Linked DNA regions of Homo sapiens: all the other regions are linked to region 3. Evidence: chromatin contacts called from ENCODE Hi-C or POLR2A ChIA-PET data. All regions are on one chromosome and are shown on one strand. Each heading gives the region's core, a stretch centred on a gene start or an enhancer-like site at or near the end of the contact. The rest is flanking DNA. Distances are from core to core; before and after follow the strand shown.

Region 1 (4,396 bases), core at 467-2,966, 240 kb before region 3:
TTTTTCTATCACATAGCTATCGCTACTTAAGGGCCACTATCATCATCACAAAATCTAAAACAAAACACAGGAATTTGTCCACTTCTTGATATAGCACTGCCATTAATATAATTTCTGTGCTTACTAAAACTGTCCTACCAATACACAATATTTTTATGTAAAGGATAGTAAGAGTGCCAAAAGAGCACTCAAACTGGGGTAACCAGAAGACATGTGGATGCAAATTCTAGCTCTACCAGTTACTCTCAGCAGATTTTGGGCAAGTCAACTTACCTCCGTATACCAGTGACATGATACAGTTGAGACTCAATATTTAACATCCAACTAATTCTTAACCTTTAAGATTTTAAAATTTATTATTCTAAGAAACTTTCTCCCAATCTGACTTGTGTGTGACTCTCTCAGAGTTTTACACCTTTAAGGAACTGAATTTAGTTACTGATCTACTTCGACTTCCTCAAAAGAGAGCTCCCCATGTAAGATTTTAAAATTTATTATTCTAAGAAACTTTCTCCCAATCTGACTTGTGTGTGACTCTCTCAGAGTTTTACACCTTTAAGGAACTGAATTTAGTTACTGATCTACTTCGACTTCCTCAAAAGAGAGCTCCCCATGTAAGTTAGTGTTTGTATTAGAATGGGGCACAATAGTTTAAAGATATGGCATTGGGGAGCACAGCATTGGCATTAAAATAAAATAACATTAAGCTCTAATATGAGATTTGAAAAACACAGTCTGGGCAGAGGGTCCAGTGAATCTTAGCAGGAATAACCAGTCTTCAGCATTATCAGCTTAGTGCTGACTGAAGAGTCATTTGGCTACATGTGATTTTTACACATCTGTCAACTAAAGCAGAGCTCCAAATGAAAAATCTGGCACATAGAAACATTATGGGGATTTGTGAGTCCCCCTGGAGAATTTTGGGTCCATAAACCAATGAATAGATTACTATGACACACAAATGGAATATTTTCATCTGTGACAGACATAATCTCGCCCTGGTACTCTTTGTGTCATGTTGCAGAAAACTATACGCACTGTCCTCAGACCTGCTTTAGTTGCCCATGCTAAAAGATGAGTGACAACACTAAATATGGAAAACATTGGCCGGGCGCGGTGGCTCACGCCTGTAATCCCAGCATTTTGGGAGGCCGAGGCGGGCGGATCACGAGGTCAGGAGATCGAGACCATCCTGGCTAACACGGTGAAACCCTGTCTCTACTAAAAATACAAAAAATTAGCCGGGCGCGGTGGCGGGCGCCTGTAGTCCCAGCTGCTGGGGAGGCTGAGGCAGGAGAATGGCGTGAACCCGGGAGGCGGAGCTTGCAGTGAGCCGATATCGCGCTCCAGCCTGGGTGACGGAGCAAGACTCCGTCTCAAAAATTAATAAATAAATAAATAAATAAGTAAATAAAATAAAACATCTAAGGTTAAAGAACGGAACCACCCTTGGGAAGACCTAAATGCAATCTCTGTCAGTACCACTAACTGTGGCCTCTGAGTTAGCACACTAACTCCAGTCCTAATACAAGTACATTATAAATCACCTCAGCGGTCAAGACCTCATTCGTCGTCCTGCAAACCTGTGCCATAATAGGTTTTACTAGTACAAAAACTGAGGCTCACTGTGTTTGTAACTTACCTAAAGTCACATAGGTGATAAAGGTGTCCCTGAATCCAAATCCACATATTCTTTCCATTGAGACAGGCAGGTGGGAAGGCCTCCCTGGCAAAACTCCAACCGGCCAGTGCACTGGGAGGAGTGCGCACTGGGATCGAGCCACAGAAGTTCGCGCGTTTGCAGCGGGAGGAGCTTGGCCCCTCCTCTTCCTGGGTGGAACCTGGGATTCAATCTGTGAGGCGGGAAGCCCAGTGGCAGGAAGCACACTCTCTCGCTTTGCTAAGAGTCTCTGTTTCCCCTTTTCTTCCATTTCACCCAATAAACCCTGCCCTCCTCTCGCTTCAAATTGTCTGTGAGCCTAATTTTTCGTGGCCATGTGATAAGGAACCCTGTCTTTAGCTGAACTAAGCAAAAAGTCCCACAACACTATTATGCCATAAAATGTCTTTAATCTATAAAATTAGAAGATAGCAAGTCCTTATTGAGTCATGAATTTCATTTATTTATTCAAAAAATATGTTTATAACTTGAATGAGTCAAAACATGGGTATATAAAAAAGAGGAATTTACATGTCTCTAGAAGAAAAAGAAGAGATTGCAAGGGTAATATTTAGTGTCCTTTTGAAAGTACATTAGTGCCAGGCACTACATAAGTCTTCCTGAAGGTGGTAGTACAGGCAAAGCATGCACTCCAAGCTTTGGGAACAATTTTTAGAAAAATTTTTGAGGTCTTTATAAAAATTGTCAAGGAACTGTTAACATAATGACAGCAACATATACAAATGTCTGGAACACTATCATGTATTTTAAATCTATTTTTTGACACAGAGCTATTGGGAAATATTATGTCAGCCTTTCAAGAAGTATATAATTTTGAGATTGAATAAAATCAGGTTGTCTCCATGTTTACTTGAATTAATGAGATGTTTGATGTTGTCCACCTTCTCCCTTGTTGTCCAAACCCTAGTGAGTGCCCTGACTTGAAAGCCAAGTTCTCTGTCTGTAACCAAAGAGAAAAGCTCATCACCCTGGTTAGACAAAGTTCACAGCAGCCACAGCCTTCTGAAATGACACACTGCCTCCATCAGTGTTCCTTCTTGTGTTCTTTTTGTGAAGAGTGTGTTTGGAGTTACTACAGTTTTTGGTCATCAGTGAATGATGATATATCTTTAGAAAGTCTCTGTAAGGGTAACCAAGGTTCCCTGAAGATGTGTAAAGTCTCTGCACAAGTTTGAGCATTCTTAAGGAGCAAATTAATAGTATTTTGTATTTTTACATTTGTACAATGAGAAAACGTTCTATAGGTTTGATATTCTTTCCTGGAAATACTTCCACAGGAAAACAGTATATGGAAAACCCATTTTTAAGGCAAGTTTATGTTTTTACATTAAACAACAATTGAAAATAAAATATTTCCATTGGAATATTGGGATCTTGACTTTAGTCCGTTTGTCAATTTAACAATTAATGATAGAGCTTAGCAATGACATATAGCTAACAGCAAAGTACTTGTGGCAGTACCCTCCTCTTCCCCCTTCTCTCATGCTAAAGAATAAAATGACATATTTCCCAAGTTAATGGTCCCAGTTAGGGGCCAATTTTATTTTCAAATAGATACAGAATCACAAGAAGTTGCCAAAATAATACAAAGAAGTCCCATGTGTATTTCACCCATTTTCACCTTCAAAGATAACATCTTACATAACTAATACAATATCAAGACCAAGAAAATGACGTTGGTACAAGTACAGTCTTATTCAGATTTCACCAATGTTGACAGGTACTTGTGTGTATGTACATATGTGTGTGATTCAGACAATTTTATTACATGTAGATGTGATAAGGGTACAGATCTGTTTCATTACCACAAAGATCCCTAATAGTTCTATTTTATAGTTATACGCATCCATCTCCCTCCCAGAGACCATCTCTATCCTCTGGCAACAACTACTCCGTTCTCCATCTCTATAATTTTGTCATTTGGAGAATGTTATAGAAATAGAATAATACAGTATGTTACCTTCTGTTTATAACCTCTTTTTCACTCAGCATAATTGCCTTGAGATCCATCCAACTTGTTACATGTGTAATAATAGTTGATTCCTTTTTGTTGCTGAGTAGTATTCTATAGTATGGATGCAACACAGTTTGATCATTCATTCACCCATGGAAGGGCATCTGGGTTGTTTCTAATCTTTGGCTATTACAAATAAAGCTGCTATAAACATTTGCAAATACATTTTGGTGTCCATAAGTTTTCTTTTCTTTGGGTTGAATGCTCAGGAGTATCGTTGCTGGGTTGTATGGTAAAATGTGATTAGATTTTTAAGAAATGGCCAAACTATTTTCAAGTGGTTGTACCATTTTGCATTCCCACCAGTAATGTATAAGGGATCCAATTTCTCTGCATCCTTGCCAGCATTTGGTGTTATCACTTCTTTTTTAAAACATTTTAGTCATTTTGATTTCAACTGGATTGTTTTACTACTGAGTTTTTTTTTTTGTTGTTTTTTGTTTTTTTTTTTGAGATGCAGTCTCGCTCTGTCGCCCAGGCTGGAGTGCAGTGGCACTATCTCGGTTCACTGCAACCTCTGCCTCCCGGGTTCACGCCATTCTCCTGCCTCAGCCTCCCCAGTAGCTGGCTGGGACTACAGGCGCCCGCCACCACGCCGGCTAATTTGTTGTATTTTTAGTAGAAACGGGGTTTCACCATGTTAGCCAGGAAGGTGTCGATCTCCTGACCTCGTGATCCACCCGCCTCAGCTTCCCAAAGTG
Region 2 (4,881 bases), core at 1,981-4,480, 200 kb after region 3:
GACATGTATCTTAACATTACTAGTTAAGAGACAGCAGCCCTCATACAAAATTTCCCTGAGCCTCAGTTTCCCCATCTATAACATGGAGATTATACCAATCTCAAAGAGTTGTATGACATTAAGTGAGCCAGTGAACATGAAGGAAGTATCTAAGGTAGAAGATGACACAAAAACACACATTTATTATTGTTATAAAGAATAAAGCAATGTTTCATAATTTAAAAATAAAGCCCTCAGTCCTCTTTTTTTTTTTTTTAAATGGGGTTCCTCTCTTGTTGCCCAGGCTGCAATGCAATGGCATGATCTCAGCTCATTGCAACCTCCGCCTCCCGGATTCAAGGGATTCTCCTGCCTATGCCTCCTGAGTAGGTGGGACTACAGGTGCCCGCCACTGCGCCTGGCCAATTTTGTATTTTTAGTAGAGACGGGGTTTCACCACGTTGGCCAGGCTGATCTGGAACTCCTGACCTCAGGTGATCCACCCGCCTTGGCCTCCCAAAATGCTGGGATTACAGGTGTGAGCCACCACACCCGGCCCAGTCCTTTCTTTAGCATGGTTAATTATGGGTCTTTTGGGGGAACATCATCCTCTACAGACACTCTTCTGTGCTTTGATTATTAAGCTTTGGCCTACCTGAAGTTTGGTCGACATAATGCTGTTGTTCCATGAGAGCACATGAGGTTTTGCACTGATCAAGTATAGCCTGAGACAAATTGTGAGGGTGAAGGCATTGCATACAATTCCTGCAAGGGGAAACAGAAGTGAAAATATTTATTCTTTAAAAAGGTGGTGGACTATAATATTTTCTGCAAGAAAAAAAAAGACAAAATAACAATGCAGAAACAATTCAAATTTTGATTATGTTCATTAGAACTAACTCCATCATTACATCGAAGGATTGCATTTCCAAATGATTTAAATAAATTACCATGCATAATTCTAAAAAACTTACTTGAGCTACTAATCTGAGAAAGTCAATGGTTTAAAATGTTGAATAAAACAAACTGGAAGTTACAGTGTTTAGATTAGAAGTCTTTGTGCAGATCTCAAATTGTTACTGAAAAATTTATTGGCACAAAACAGTAATGTCACCTTCATTTAATATATAACCTTTCATTTATATATCACTTATTTCTAGGGTGTGTCACAGACACCATTGTTCTTTATCATTAAAATATTAAAAATAAGGCCGGGCGCAGTGGCTCACGCCTGTAATCCCAGCACTTTGGGAGGCCGAGGTGGGTGGATCACGAGGTCAGGAGATTGAGACCATCCTGGCTAACACGGTGAAACCCCGTCTCTACTAAAAATACAAAAAAAAAAAAAATTAGCCCGGCGTGGTGGCGGGCACCTGTAGTCCCAGCTACTCGGGAGGCTGAGGCAAGAGAATGGCGTGAACCCGGGAGGCGGAGCTTGCAGTGACATGTCACTGCACTCCAGCCGGGTGACAGAGCGAGACTCTGTCACAAAAAAAAAATATATATATATATTAAATATAAAACATAGCAGTAACAGCTAACATTTATTCTATGATTGCCATGCATCAAGTACAAAGGTGAGTTTTTTTATATGAATCATTTGATACTTTCACAGATATACAGCAAGGTATTATTACTATCCTCACTTTTGATATCAGGAAACTGAGGCACAGAAAATTATAACAACTTGTCCGAGATCACACGCTTACTAAATAGTAAGCTGGGTAGCAGGCAACCTCTAATTTCAAAAAAAGCTAAGGTAGTGAGTGTCCAGATATACTCTGATGCTTCCACAGCTATCCAGGGGTCAAAGATTTGAATTCAAGTCTTCTAATTCATAGCATTTCTCATTTAATTCTTTTTTAGCATGGTGGTCACAATGTATCTGGCAACGTTTAAGATTAAGGAAGTCAGAACGAAAAAGGACAAAAGTAGCTATTCTTTGTGTATGTTTGGAGTCAAAGAAATCATACCAGTTTTCCTTGCAGGCTGTATAACAGGTGGGGCAGTGTTCACAGAAGCGGCCGATGCTCCTGGGATCGGTGCACTCACACCTTCCACACACACACGTGCCTCTTCCACTGCACACTTGGCCCTTTGAATTGACACAGTGCTGGGCTGCTGCTGAAGGGCACTGGCATCGATCACCTTCCCAGCCACTGAAGCATTGGCATCTGCCTGCTTCACACTCTCCATGCCCTGTGAGGAAGACACCGCAGGACCTATGTTATCTGGATCACTGACTTTGTAAAGAGTTTTCAACCATGGATTCCTGTATCATCTCCATGGAAACGCACTGACAGTCCAATGAATGGGAACAGCATCACTTTTTCATTGGTCTGACACAAACAGTGCTGGATTTAGGAGGGTCTGTTTTCAAAGCTGTTCTACTGTAGATAATCTCCCCATGCTAATGCACTCCGCTAACAAGCACGAAGGGCACCCCTGCTTCAGTGGCTGCCAGACTACTTGAATGTCATTGCATATTCCGTTTTACATTAAAAACACACATATCAAGAAACTGCAAAGGCCAAAGTAATGTTAACTGCCTGACTTGAAATTAGAAAAGATACAGGTATTTGATATGGCTTCCATCACCTATTCTCTCAGTCTTCTGATGTTGCTGAAGGCCTAGGATAACTTTGCAGGACTGTGAGGCAAACTTTTCTAGTGCTTCAGTACTGCTAGTGCCATGTTTAAAGATCAGGTCTCTTGAGAAGTTGAACAATTGCATTCACATCCTCAGTGCACTATTTAGTAAGTTAGCAGAGCAGATCCTCCTCTATACTGTGAGCAGTTCTTAGATGGTAAATGAAAAAAAGAAAGAAAGATGGTGTGTGTGGTGGGGGAACATTATGCATGTGGGGTGAAGAAAACATAGTTACACATAGTTAAATGGATTTTAGACAGTAAAAGTGTCCAAAACTTAATATGCCAATGTGCACTAGAAATCGTCAAAAGGGGGTACATTTCACATGATGATATAGGAATTCTGAAGCTTATCTAGCCACAAACCAACCTTCCTCTTTTCTCCCTCTCCCTTCCTTCCTCCTTCCTTCCCTCCCTTCCTTCCTTCTATCTCTCTCCCTTCCTTTCCTTTCTTAGCTCCCTCTCTCTCTTCTTTTATTGCTGAGCACCTCACAGGGTAATTGTTCCACAGATTCTACTGTAGGACCAGCTCAATTTGCTAAGTGTAAAACTAATGAGGTCCAGGCCAGACAAATGTCGGCCAAGCCCTCTGTGCTGTGCAGGCTTATGCTGACTCCCCGCCAGCAGGCCTGTGAACATGTGTTTTTATTCCCAAAGGAGACTAGTGGAGAAAGTACATGTCAGTTACAGTCTGCACTTACACAGAAACAATTCAAAGCAGATTCTCAACTGCTTGTGGGTCAGTAGTATCATACTCATATAGAAAAGCTAGTACATTCGATATTTCACTGCAAACAGAGACTGGGACAAATACTCAAATGTATTTGAAACCCTCTTGAGAGATTGACAGCTGTGGGACGTGACTTCAGAAAATTCTTTCTCTTCACTGTAAAATAATATTTTTCCTCCCTATAAAATACAGTAGACAACTGCTGCTTCATTCTAAAGTCATCTATAATCCATCCTACCCATGATGTCAGTTACAGTTGAATAAATGTTTGTATATTAAGATATTCTATGTATGTTACAGAATAAAAAGACAATTTTCCATTGCACATTTAGGTGATACAGGCCAAATTTTCAGCTGAGACTACATTATAGCATTTATTTTTTATAGGTTTGTTACGTCCCATATGCTTATGATGACGTTTCCATTCGTCAATAATTTAACAAATATTTATTTACTAAAATGCAAATACTAAAAAGATGTTTTTCTCAATGAGTAAATTTAGCACATTGTCACAGGAAAATTATCACAGAACTCAGATGACAGGTAGTTTATTTAATTCATTTAAAAACAGTATTTTGTTTTAGTTTGCTAATGTTGATTAGATTTTCTGGAATCTAACCTGTAGGTGGCAGTAAATTGAATGGCCCAAGAGTGATCTTCGTATTTTTATTTTAATTTATTTCATGTTTAAAATTTGGTCTGTGTGTGGCCTCAAGGACGAATCTTTTAGATTACTTAGTAAGGCAGTATTTTCTTGAAGAATGCTGTCCTTTGGCAGTTTTGTTGCTGGTGGTGGCCCAAAATAAACTGGAGAGGCTTAAATTACTGCCAGCTTAGAATACCATTTATAATAATGCATTAAGGATTTTCATATGAATGAAAAGTATACTCTTATAGCTCACTCCCCATCATCCTGACAGAAATAAAATCCTCTGAGCAAGTTGGAGGGAGTGACCATTTACCAGAATGAATCAGATCCTTCTAGAAGAATACTCTGATTCTTCTGGAAAATGTGTCAGATATCATCAGCATTTCCTTTTCTGGTATATTTCTTTCCAAGATCAAGGAAAGCATGAGAATAACAATTAATTTTAGGTTTTTATTTTGAAGCATTTCCTGTATAAAATAGGTTAAGATATAAATATCAAAATCACGTACTATAAATCTGTTGCCATGCCCTAATTTCATGGACTTTGAAACTTTGAATAACAAATTCAGATTCAGTTTTGCTAATTTATAAACATGTGATTTAAAGACACTTTAACATCTATGCTGGTGTAATAGTGACAAGTAAAAGCTGCCTGTATATATTTATACTCACCAGCACACAGATTTCCATGGTGATATGGACAAGAAAAGTCATCCTTTTCACAGTATTTTCCATACACTTTTCCAAGCTTAATTTTGTGACATGAACATTTCCCACAAACACAAACTCCTCGACCACTGCAAACAGGCTGATCCTTGTGTGACTTGCAACTCTCAGAAGAAAACTGATCTTCATCAAAATGACATTTATTCTC
Region 3 (4,741 bases), core at 1,386-3,885:
GTTTGCATAGACTTGCTCACCAAAGAACACCCTTCCTCCCTCCAAAAACAACAAAAAGAGCGAGGGAGGGGGGAAGTTACTGATTATAAGTTACAGAATTTTGTTGCTAAAAAGAATCCTATAGCATAGGGAGTCCCTATCTAGTTTTACATCAGAATCTCCTGAGGATCTTTTTTAAAATACAGAATCCGGAATTCTAACCAAGCCCTACTGAATCAGAATCTTTGGGATAAGGCCAAGAAGTATGCATTTTCTAAGAGCTTTCTTGGTTCTGAGTGGCTAGGTTTGGAAACCATTGATCAGAACTTAACCAGAATGCCTCTCAATCCTGGAGCATTTAAACAATACAGACACCAGGGTTCCACATGATACCTATTGGACAGAATCTCTGAAAGTGGTCATCTTTGACATAATCATAGGCTTGACTTTACAGCAAACCTGAGACTAGGCTGGAAAGGATTATTATATCTGATTTTTGGTTGAGTTTGAGGACTAAGTAATCTTAAGCAGTCTGCTTATATTCGATAAATGTGGCATATTTGATTATTTGTCCAAATTATTTGTTGCCCTTCCTTACTATACCCTCTCTGGAGCCCCTTCCATTTCGAGGAGTATACTTACTCTCCCATTGACCTCGGCTTAGCCTTGTAACTTGCTTTGACTGATGAATGTGAGTGGAAGAGGCCTGTGTCATTTCTAAGCAGAAACTTCAAGAGTCATCTCATCTGTCAATTAATTTTTTTCCCTCTGCCATCAGAATAGCATGTCCTTATTAGTAGCTACTTCTTCAGCCTGAATCCCAGAAGGAAGAATTATTAGAATAGAGATGCAGCCAAACTTCAATGGTCATTAACGTGAGCATGAAATAGATCCGGGTTGTTTTCGCCCTTGAGATTTTGGGATGACTAACGCTCCTAATGGCCCCCTGCCCACCGACAATGGAAGAGTGAGAATTAGAGGCAGGTTTCCTGTCCATCTTTCCCCCACCCTCCTGTGGTTTCTGTTACAATACTGAGAAGGAGAGGAAGAAGGTTGAATTTGTCTTAAGTGGGGAGAGGATTATTTGCTCCCACATCAGAGCTGAAACTGGGAGAAGGTGTGTTTTTTATCTACTCACTTAGAATTTAGAATGGAGATCTCAAATTTCTTCCAGCCCAGGAATTCTATTATTCTGTATTCCCAAAGTAACATCACTGTCCATTTTTGCTACCTATACCAGTCCTATTTGTGGAGTTATGTAATTGAAGCCTGTCTTTGGCATTAATCTGTGGGATTGGCTGTGAAATAAACCATTGTATATAATAATACTTAATATAAGAAAAATGTTTGCTACATTCCAAATAATAAGCAAAAAAGTAAACTTTTGAAACAAGCTCTTCCTTTACCTTAGGTTCAGGTAAAGCTTAGAAGGCCAAGATGATGTTTTCTAAGGAAACATTTTATAAGGGTGATTGTGGATTCCCGTGCTGCCCACAGGGAGGCCACACAAATCAGGACTTCACAATATTTTCTTGCGATAATTTGTTTACATATTTATTCCTAGGCCTGTTTTCTCCCTCCACAAAGCCAGGTTCCTTGAGTTAAAAGGGTTACTTTTTCAACTGCTATATATAACAATAATTATAGTCTGCTCCAGTTCTTCTACACCCTTCATTATTATTCAGATTTTGAGGTCTATGGCAGATTAGAATTCCTGGGTCATTTTCAGAGATTTGAGATATTTTCCTCAACCTCATTATTTTCCAGCATAAACATCTGAAATCAGAAGCAACGAGGTAATTTAAATGAAGATCAGAATGAGTTATTGACAATTTCAGATAAAAAAACAGGTTTTTGGTTTTAAAAAATATCAAATTGGAAAGAGGAGGACAATTATTTCCAGTAAAATGTAAAACCATAGGAATAGCTATTATTTATGGGCTACCTACTCCAGGCCGAAATCTTACTATATAGGATTGTATCGAATCCTCCCCAAAGCTGCCCGGTAGGCTGTATATATGTCGCCTTCAATGTTTGGGATGCGAAGATGGCGCCCCAGAGACGTCAGTCTGTCATAACGATCACGTGACTTTATGGGAAGACCTGGCATCCGATCCCAAGTCCCTCAGAAGCCAAAGCCCACAGACTTCCTCTACGCCACACTGACTTTCTCTCATTTGGCTTTCAAGTGCGTTTCTACTCTGGTTATCATATTTATCATCTCAAGTTTCCTACTCAATTACATACTTTCTTTCCAAAATAAATATTTATCCACATAAACCTCTATCTTCACAGGAAGCAGAAAGTTGAAAATCGCATAATCTCCATGAAAATTTCTGGTGATCTTCCTACGGGAAAGGGAAGTTGCGGTTTGCAAGGAGCACAGGCAGGGACCTCTTACCAGTAGTTTGTGGGTCGTTGGACCACAGGAGGATGGGGGAAGCATTTGGGCAGCCAGAACACATAAATCCATATTTGAAATACCTTCATAAGCAGTGTAGTTGGTGGGAATAACTTGGGTTCATTAATTATTCTGTAATATTCTCTTTCTGAATGCCTTGTCCGATTATTAAAGTCAGAAGAAGCTATGCAACCTGTCAGCCACTAGATGTCATTGTTGCTCATGAAATAGAATGGCTCATTCTACAGTGTTTATGTGTAGATCCTTGAATGACTGCTGTCCTCTTCCCTGAAGTTTACCCTTCAACTAAGAGCTATGAGTAATATAGAACATGTGGCTTCTGATAAGAAAAAACTTGTGTCCTTGATAGAAGCACGATAAACCTATCTAAACAGTTACAGAATATCACAAGAGTGTGCATTCATTTATGACCACTTACAAATATGAAGAACAGAGGTAACAAGAGCTCTCAGATCCAGAGAGAGAAATAAATGTAAACTGCACTGGCTGTGGAAGCTTCTAGAGATGTGGGACTCAGGTGCTGTTCTAATGGATGATTAAGACTAGGGTAGGAAGAAAGCAAGATCATTTCAAGAAGGAGGCATGCCATGAGCATTTGTGTGATGGTGGGAAAAAATACTCAATTTGGGTGAAGTAGAAGATTCATTCTGGGAAGAGTAGAGCTGCTGGTGAGGGTGACAGATGGTATAGGAACAGAAAAAACAGAGGAGTGCTTGAATTTACCTTCCATCCTGAATTTGCCTCTGAAAGTTTCTGAGGAGAGTGATGTGATGCAAATTGCACTTTAGGAAGATGAAGTGTCAGCGGTGTATAGATCCAGGAGAAAGGAAGAGTCGTATTAGGGAGAACACATACACTACAGAAAGTGGACAGCCGCTACAGTGTCCAGGTAACAAACTATAGCAGAAGACCAGTAAGGTGAACACAAAAAAATGACTGGGCTACCCTGACATGGCTATCTCTCGTTGAGGAAGACATGCTCCTGAATGGAAGGAATTAAAATATCTGGAGACTTAAACCTTGTGAATGGCCCTTCATTGTTCTCAGGACAAGGGCCCCCCAGGTCATCTAGGGCCACAGGTCCAAGCATCCTGGTGCTATGCCATTTTCTTCTTTCAGTTCCCTGAACTCATCACGCGCCTCCTGCTTCAGGCTCTCGCCTGAGTTGTTCTCTGTCTCCATCCCCTCTTCCTCCCCCTTTTCTCCCCTTACTTGTCTCTCTGTGTGCATCAGTTTCTTTACAATACACTCTCATAGAACCAGGAGCTTCTGCATCACAGCATTTATCCCTTTTCATTTATATTTCATACTTATGTAATTGCGTAACATCTGTCACTCCTTCTAGAATGTAAATTCTGTGGTAAAAGGGCTTATGTCCTCATATGCTCTCCATCATGTCTATTCTCATCACTGTGGGAGACAGAGAAGAATCAATTGCTTCTCTGTTGGGTCTCTGATGAGCCCACAGAGGGGAGAGGCGGTGACTAAGAAGCTGAGGATTTAGAATTAATGACTGTAGAAGAGATGGTTCTAATCATTTTAGTGTCCCTCCAAGTTGCCAGGGTGTAGCAACTTTACAGTTCATTGACATGACCTGCAGTATGGAGCCGTTTGCATTTTGGGCCTTGTAAGATGTAGCATTTTACAATCTGTTACAATTAAATGGCATGGAGCTATGATTGTTGGACGTGGAAATGAAGTAAAAGATTCAAGTCATTTTGAAGATATTTCCACAAATAATAAGGACCTTTACTGAAACGGCTCTGCAAAATCATTAGAAAGTTTTCGTCAAGATTTATTAACACTGCCTTTAGTAAAAGAGGTCCCTGTGGTGGCTGGGACAAATAGCTTGAAATGGTCTTTCAATTGCAAGAATACATTCAAGGCCTTCTGACACAATTTCTAGATTAGTCTTTGTTACAGAAAGTTTATGAATGGTTATTTGCCATGTGGCCAAGAAAACACAACAAGCATTTTGTGCAGTGATGACAGTATTTCCTGTGCTTAGCCTACTGTATGGATAACTCATGCTGATGCCTGGCATATGACTTAAATTCTTTTCTTGGCTTTTAGCTAGTAACCCCCTCTTAGTAAGCAATGAGTCAATCAATGATCTCATGCAGCTAATAGTGTGATTATATCGAGAAAGACACAGTAGCTATGGAAAGTGGCTCTATTTGCTTTTTATATTGTTCTTTTATGTTTAGAGTTATACTATATTGTATATTTGAAAAATGATCACAGCCATATTTCCAGGTCTACATGCTTTTCCAAAACACTGCTATGCCCTCTCGGGATTGAAGGCTTTTCTCTTATCCTTGAAATTGGGTGCATTTTGCA

What was found. Hi-C counts contacts between places; a loop is a spot of excess contacts on that map. ChIA-PET counts read pairs that join two places held with the same protein, here RNA polymerase II (POLR2A). Pooled maps may share reads with other maps.
Region 1: a map of MCF 10A shows a loop between it and region 3 (8-fold over the local background). The contact joins the promoter of LINC01162 here to the enhancer-like site in region 3. A Hi-C loop is called at or near these places in 1 of 168 maps with a recorded cell type or tissue (MCF 10A) and 4 of 50 pooled maps. POLR2A ChIA-PET finds 5 or more read pairs at or near these places in 1 of 52 experiments (activated T-cell).
Region 2: a map of endothelial cell of umbilical vein shows a loop between it and region 3 (5-fold over the local background). The contact joins two enhancer-like sites. A Hi-C loop is called at or near these places in 6 of 168 maps with a recorded cell type or tissue (Calu3, MCF 10A, PC-3 and 3 more), 1 of 37 single-sample maps with no recorded cell type and 8 of 50 pooled maps. POLR2A ChIA-PET finds 5 or more read pairs at or near these places in 3 of 52 experiments (PC-9, WTC11 and activated CD4-positive, alpha-beta T cell).

What each region holds. Positions count from the first base shown.
Region 1 is chr7:20,832,751-20,837,146 of GRCh38, reverse strand. It overlaps LINC01162 (long intergenic non-protein coding RNA 1162), which reads right to left and starts at 1,716. Exons shown (of 6, transcript NR_126381.1): 1 at 1,643-1,716. RefSeq lists an enhancer at 1,782-2,282.
Region 2 is chr7:20,401,925-20,406,805 of GRCh38, reverse strand. ITGB8 (integrin subunit beta 8) reads right to left here. Exons shown (of 14, transcript NM_002214.3): 10 at 4,680-4,881; 11 at 1,953-2,178; 12 at 635-744. Among named protein-coding and RNA genes, the nearest start is that of ITGB8-AS1, 73 kb to the right of the region's middle. Within about 2 kb of position 3,230, at least 3 of the 41 ENCODE cell types and tissues checked have a DNase peak (open chromatin) inside an H3K27ac peak, as active enhancers do.
Region 3 is chr7:20,596,570-20,601,310 of GRCh38, reverse strand. No RefSeq gene overlaps it. Among named protein-coding and RNA genes, the nearest start is that of ABCB5, 17 kb to the left of the region's middle. Within about 2 kb of position 2,635, at least 2 of the 41 ENCODE cell types and tissues checked have a DNase peak (open chromatin) inside an H3K27ac peak, as active enhancers do.